Linked DNA regions of Homo sapiens: region 1 is linked to region 2. Evidence: read pairs that join two places in POLR2A ChIA-PET (ENCODE). Cell type or tissue: PC-9. All regions are shown on one strand. Each heading gives the region's core, and the rest is flanking DNA. Links, peaks and the distances in the headings are about the cores only. Region 1 overlaps SH3D19 (SH3 domain containing 19). Region 2 overlaps SH3D19 (SH3 domain containing 19).

What was found. Peaks named below come from ENCODE experiments on the same cell type or tissue, not always from the same donor. Only the 100,000 strongest peaks of a DNase experiment are listed, where the experiment ranks them.
Region 1: POLR2A ChIA-PET joins it to region 2 with 10 read pairs; 3 of 35 experiments call an interaction of 5 or more read pairs at or near these places.

The regions. Positions count from the first base shown.
Region 1 is chr4:151,313,734-151,316,656 of GRCh38, forward strand. The region is part of intron 1 of SH3D19 (SH3 domain containing 19); the gene reads right to left. Among named protein-coding and RNA genes, the nearest start is that of SH3D19, 10 kb to the right of the region's middle. RefSeq lists an enhancer at 1,236-2,435. In PC-9, for the core only: no CTCF peak of the experiment used is centred there; a DNase peak (open chromatin) is centred at 1,678; H3K27ac peaks cover 2,278 bases.
Region 2 is chr4:151,119,733-151,122,655 of GRCh38, forward strand. SH3D19 (SH3 domain containing 19) reads right to left here. Exons shown (of 20, transcript NM_001378122.1): 20 at 549-2,475. The coding sequence ends at 2,359. Among named protein-coding and RNA genes, the nearest start is that of SH3D19-AS1, 3.0 kb to the right of the region's middle. In PC-9, for the core only: no CTCF peak of the experiment used is centred there; no DNase peak of the experiment used is centred there.

The DNA.
Region 1 (2,923 bases), core at 222-2,721, 190 kb after region 2:
AATCTACCTTGTAATCTCCAGGTAGCTCCAGTAGTCTCCACTGAGCTAGCCTATATGTTGAGGGGAATCTTTGTGAAGGAATGAAGAAACAAAGGGTGTGGTAGCAAGATAAGACAGGATCATTTACATGGGTGATATGCTGGGGGCCTTCGAGTGTTATGTGAACACCTCTACACTAGTTTCAAAGGACTATTTGGAAATAGTGACATTTATTGCCAGAAAAACTAATTCTCCACATCTTGTACAAACATTTTCTTCTGAGCCCTTTGTTCTTGGCCAGCTCTCAGAGAAAAAGCAGTTAACTATCATCCAGTATAATGATTCCTTGATTAACGTATCTTCTGGAAACAAAGCTCCAGTATAATGAAGGCAGCCATATTGAAAACAAATGAACTCTCAGTCCCATGCAGCAGCCCTGGCATGCATTCTAGGGCTCATCAGCAATGCAATTGTTAATCTACTCAAATGCATCAGAGCAGGGACAACATCACCTCCCTTCACAGCTTCTATTTATTTATTCTGAATGAAGTTGGCACTAGGCAAAATAACAAAACCAGAAAACTATATTCAGATTCTAAAGGCTTCCATTTTGGTACCCTTCCACTTGCCCAAGGATGGCCACAACCACTTCAAAAACTACACATCACACATGAACACTTGAAGTTTACAAGCATGTTCCCCATAATGAGCCTGCAGAGTAGTTAGGGCATGAATAATTCCTATTCCAAAGATGTAAAAAAACGGTGGAGTGGGGGCCTCATAAAACCTAACTAACATGTCCAAGGTCACACTACAGTAAAGTACAAAATAGCAACAAGAATCTAGGTATCTTATAACAAAATGTATTACAGCTTGGTGGTAAGAGGAAGGAAACAATAAGATCAAGTTAGAATCTATCAGTTAGGAACTGCCTTCAGCTGCCAGCTGAGGCCTATGATAACAGTGGCTTAAACAAGGTAGAGTTTCTTATTCCTTCCTTCTAAGTAAAGGAGGAGGCAGGCAATCAAAACCCATGTGGTGACTCTATCTAATCAGCAGGGACTGCAGGGCCATCTATTTTTCTGCTCCACTATTCTCAGTGCTTCGGTTCCAACCTCAAAGTAACCTCATGGCCCAGGGTGGCTACTGTGAGCTACACAGCCTTGTTCCTGGCAGGAGGTGGGAGGAAGATGGTAAGGGGAAAAGGGTATTCTGTGCAGTTGAGTGAACCCCCTTTAAAGAACTTTCCTGGCAACCCCATTCAACAACTTTTACTTGTATCTCATTAACAGGCTGGAAGAAGTAGCTTCATAGGTGGGTACATTGCCACATCCAGAAATACAGGGATTCCATTCACCAAAAAAGGAGGAAATGAGGAAAAAAGGAGGCAACCAGGAGTCCATGCTACAGAATCCTATTCTGTCACTCCCTTGCTGTGTGACCTTGAGGAGATTATTCACCCTTTCTAGGCCTCAGGTTCCTCATCTGTTAAATGAAGGAAACAATCACACCTACTGCATAGGATTGGTACCAGGACTAAATGAGAAAAACACACTGAAAACAACTGGAATTGTCTCGGCACCCAGTGCACAATAAATATTAACTTGTTATTTGATTATCTTAGCCCAGTGCTTTCCAAATTCCTTTCCTACTCTAACTTCCCCTCCATTTCCAAAATTGGAAAGGAATTTATATTAGTCATTTGTACCTGCTGACAGAGGACTCTAGTGTAAATGAGTCTTAGTCATAGGTCACCTCAATCAGACAAATGTATTTCATGCCTTTCCTTTCTAATTATACAATGAAATTATCTCCCAGACATCCATACAGATCAGATATTTTGGACAGAATTAGGATGGAGAAATTGAGCTTACATTCTCCAACAGGTGGGGCCTAGAGACAATCCTAATCAGATCTTTGGAGAGACCAAACAAACTAAGGGAGTATTAAAGAATTTAGGCTGGTGCAGTGGTGTGTGGCTGCAATCCCATCTACTTGGGAGGCAGAGGCAAGAAGATCCCTCGAGCCCAGGAGTCTGAGTACAGCCTGAACAACACAGCAAGACCCCATTTCTACAAAAAAAAAGGTCTCTTTCATGCAAAATAATTTCTAAAAAAGTATGTAGATACTTTACCCTTAAAGAGGTATAGCATAATTCTTTACTCCTTAAGTGTAGCATAACTCTTACTTCATAGTGACTTCCTTCACTTTCTACAGTATGGAAAGAGAGGAAAAAGGCTTAACTTTTTAAAAAAATTTCTTTTGAAGGACTACTGCAATGGGGTCTTGCAGTTGGGGAGGGAGAGTGGACGCCAATGCCAAAAAGAGTAACTTTCAAGCAGAGAAACTTCACAAGCACTACCTCTGCCAGGTAATCAAGGTCAGTAGAAAAGTCATGATAATAATATATACCCTTGAATTGTGATAAAAATGGCACTTTACCTCTGTGATCTTCCTCTCAAACACCCGTAAGCCAGTTTGATCATGAGAAAAACATCAGACAAATCTCAACAGGGGAACAACATACAAAAATGTGACCAGTACTCTTCAAAACCGTCAGGGTCATCAAAAACAAGGAAAATCTAAGAAACTGTCATAGCCAAGGGGAGCCTCAGGAGATATGACAACTAAATGTAATACAGTCTCCTATACGGAATACTGCAACACAAAAAAGGACACTAAGCAAAAACTAAGGAAATCTGAATCAAGCATGGAGTTTAATCATACATCAATATTAGTTCATTAATTGTGATGAATCTACCATACTAAGATGCTAATAATCAGGGTGTGGGGTATATGGGAGCTCTTTGTACTATCTTCACAATTTTTCTGTTACTCAAAAAATATTCTAAAAAACATTTAATTTTTTTATTTTTTTCTTAATTCATTTTTTTTCCCTTGGTATAACTTGGAACAAATTTTTTTTCCCTTGGTATAACTTGGA
Region 2 (2,923 bases), core at 289-2,788:
AAAACTGTGAATTTTTAGTATAGATTTATGTCAAAAATTAAAGAGGAAAGATATTGAGTGAATCCAAGATGGTATTGCTGTATGTGAAAGTCATTCATCCATCCATCCATCCATTCCAACCAACCAACTCACCCAACCCACCAACCAACCTTTATTGAGGCTGAATGGTGCAAAGGACTAGAGATACAAAGATAAATAAGGTACCACAGGCCAGGTGCAGTAATACCAGCACTTTGGGAGGCTGAGGCAGGCAGACTGCTTGAGCCCAGGTGTTTGAAACCAGCCTGGGCAACATGGCGAAACCCTGTCTCTACAAAAAGAAAAAAAAATACCAGAAATTAGCTGGGCACGGTGGTGTGCGCCTGTAGTCCCAGCTACTCAGGAGGCTGTGGCAGGAGAATCACTTGAGCCCAGGAGGCAGAGGCTGCAGTGAGCCAACATTGCATTGCACTCCAGCCTGGTCAAAGGGAATTAAATCCTGTCTCAAAAAAAAAAAAAAAAAAGATACCACCTCCATTCTCAAAAAACTCAGTCTAGTATGAGAAAGGGACTTTGAAAGTTCAGTTCAGTTTATTACAGTGTCAAGTAGATTTACAACTATTGCACTTATCATTCTGCTGACAGAAGGCCAAAACTGAAGATTGAGATTTTCCTCTAATAAAGATAGGTTTTCAGAATCTTCAATATAAGATGTTAAAATTATAAAGGCAAAGATATATACCTCATGTTCCATTCCATATCCTTCCTGCTGTTGTACAGTTTGCTGCAAATGATAATTTAATTTGGATAATGCTTTAAATCATTGATTTCTCATGAAATTACTTTTGAGTGAAATTTGACAAGAATTTTCTTTATACTCTCTTCTTTACCAAAACGTATTAGAAGTCCCCATAGTCCAAAATAAAATGTAACCATAGAATGGGGAGATAACTTTAGTCAAAGACCAAGTAAATATTACCTTCTTTGCAGAACTCCAGGTTGTAGTCACGTAAAAGTGTGGCCACTTGTTGCTTAACTTTTTGGACAATGGGAAAAAAAAAACAATAAAAGCTAAAATGTGGTCCAGCATATGAAACTCTTCTCAAAAACAGAAGAAAGTCATGACCATTGTTGGGAAAGTGTTTTACATTTCCAATGAAATTCTATTCCATTGATCTGTTTGGATGATTGTCTTCAACCTATTTGGCTCTAGCCCATAAATTGTAATTGATTCAGTCATGTAAAGAACCACTTTTATCTTAAGCTTAGAATTTATAACAATGGAAAGCAGGAAAGTGGTTTTTCATTCACTCTAATAATTGTGCAGGGATAAGCTAGAGAAAAAATAAAACAAAAAAGTACCAGTCTTCTGTCCTCTTAAATTATTTTTCATTCTGATTATATTACAAAGAAATGAGCTGTGGAGGTTTGGCACTGTTTTCCATCTTAACAGTTGTTCTGTATTGTAAGATTTTATATGTGATTCATAATGTACTACTATAACAAGACACAGTTTTTATATATTACTGGAATAATGCAAAGAAAATGAATTTTCCTTTGGGTCCAGTAATTGTCAAAGGAATGATTGCAGATTCAGAAAATGTGCTTTGTAATAACCCTGTTAACATAAAGTATACACTGAGGAAAAAAATAAGTATGGCACATATATGGAAGGATTAGTTGTATTAGCAAGGCATTTCAGGGATGGTTTTGGTTCTTTAGACTAAGTAAGATACATCCAATTTAGACCCCCTTCAAATCCTTAGACAAATGGGAATCACTTGGTAACATAAAGATTATTTTGGTGGGCAGGGGCTGATTTCACCATGTGCTTACAAATGCTCCAACTAGTCAGTAAACTATCCCATCTGAAGGAAGGATTTGCTCTGGTAATAAGGCTGATATGCTCAAGCTGTAAGAATTAATTTGAATATCAAAAATGAAATTGAGATTGCTAACCATGTCCTGATAGTTACAGCATGTAGAATATTAAATGTCCTCTTTTTTAACTAAAGTAAAAAAATGAAGAAGCATGGTTAATTCACTTGTGCTGATTAAAACAGATGTCCACGTGCAACTTCTGTGTGTGAGCCTCCCCATGCTGCCATGCCACCAGATGCTTTCCCTTCACCTTGCTAATCCCACTAGATGTTTTCCTCGGTAGAATCCTAGCTCATGGGTTTCCATGTGCATGTTTCTATTGTAATGAAAATTAACTACAAAATCTGAACGTTTTCTGCTTTCAGAAAATTCTAGTGTACCATGTACAGCTTAGATATTTCTTTTTCAGTTAAAAAAAATAGTGCAAAAACATATCTGATAGTCAAGGTGATAGTTCAAGTGAGTTCTTGTGCCAAGGAACACAGACAAGCTTCTCCTCTAGCTGATCTGTAGAAACTGTATGTAGTTTTTGGGAAATATTCCAGATTTTCCCATAAGTTCTCCACTCATCCAGTCATCATCTACAGATTCCAGCTCTGTTATTATATCTCCAGCCTGTAAGACAAAAGGAGTTAGAATTACTGGTTTCTGTTGAGAATAAGCATGGTAAATAGTGGCCTACCTAGGGCAGCATGAATAATCTTCTCTGTATAACTCATTTATCTTGATTGTTGAGAATTAAATGACAACAATGATCTATACCTAATGATGCCATTTGCTTGTAAGCCTCTATCCCTTAAATCTCATTCCTTTGCCACTGCCACCCTTGCTGCACTTTGATTTTCCCTCTTATACTTTGTGCCTCTCAAATTCACCACTCCTAATCTAAAATCCCTCTTGAACAAATAATACCAGTTATCACACACACACACACACACACACACACGATTATTTATTGAGTACCCACTATGTGTCAGACACTGTTCTGAGCACAATTAATATTCCCTCATTCTACAACGGGAAGGCAAATAAACTGGCAGAAGAGGACAGAAAGCATGGGATT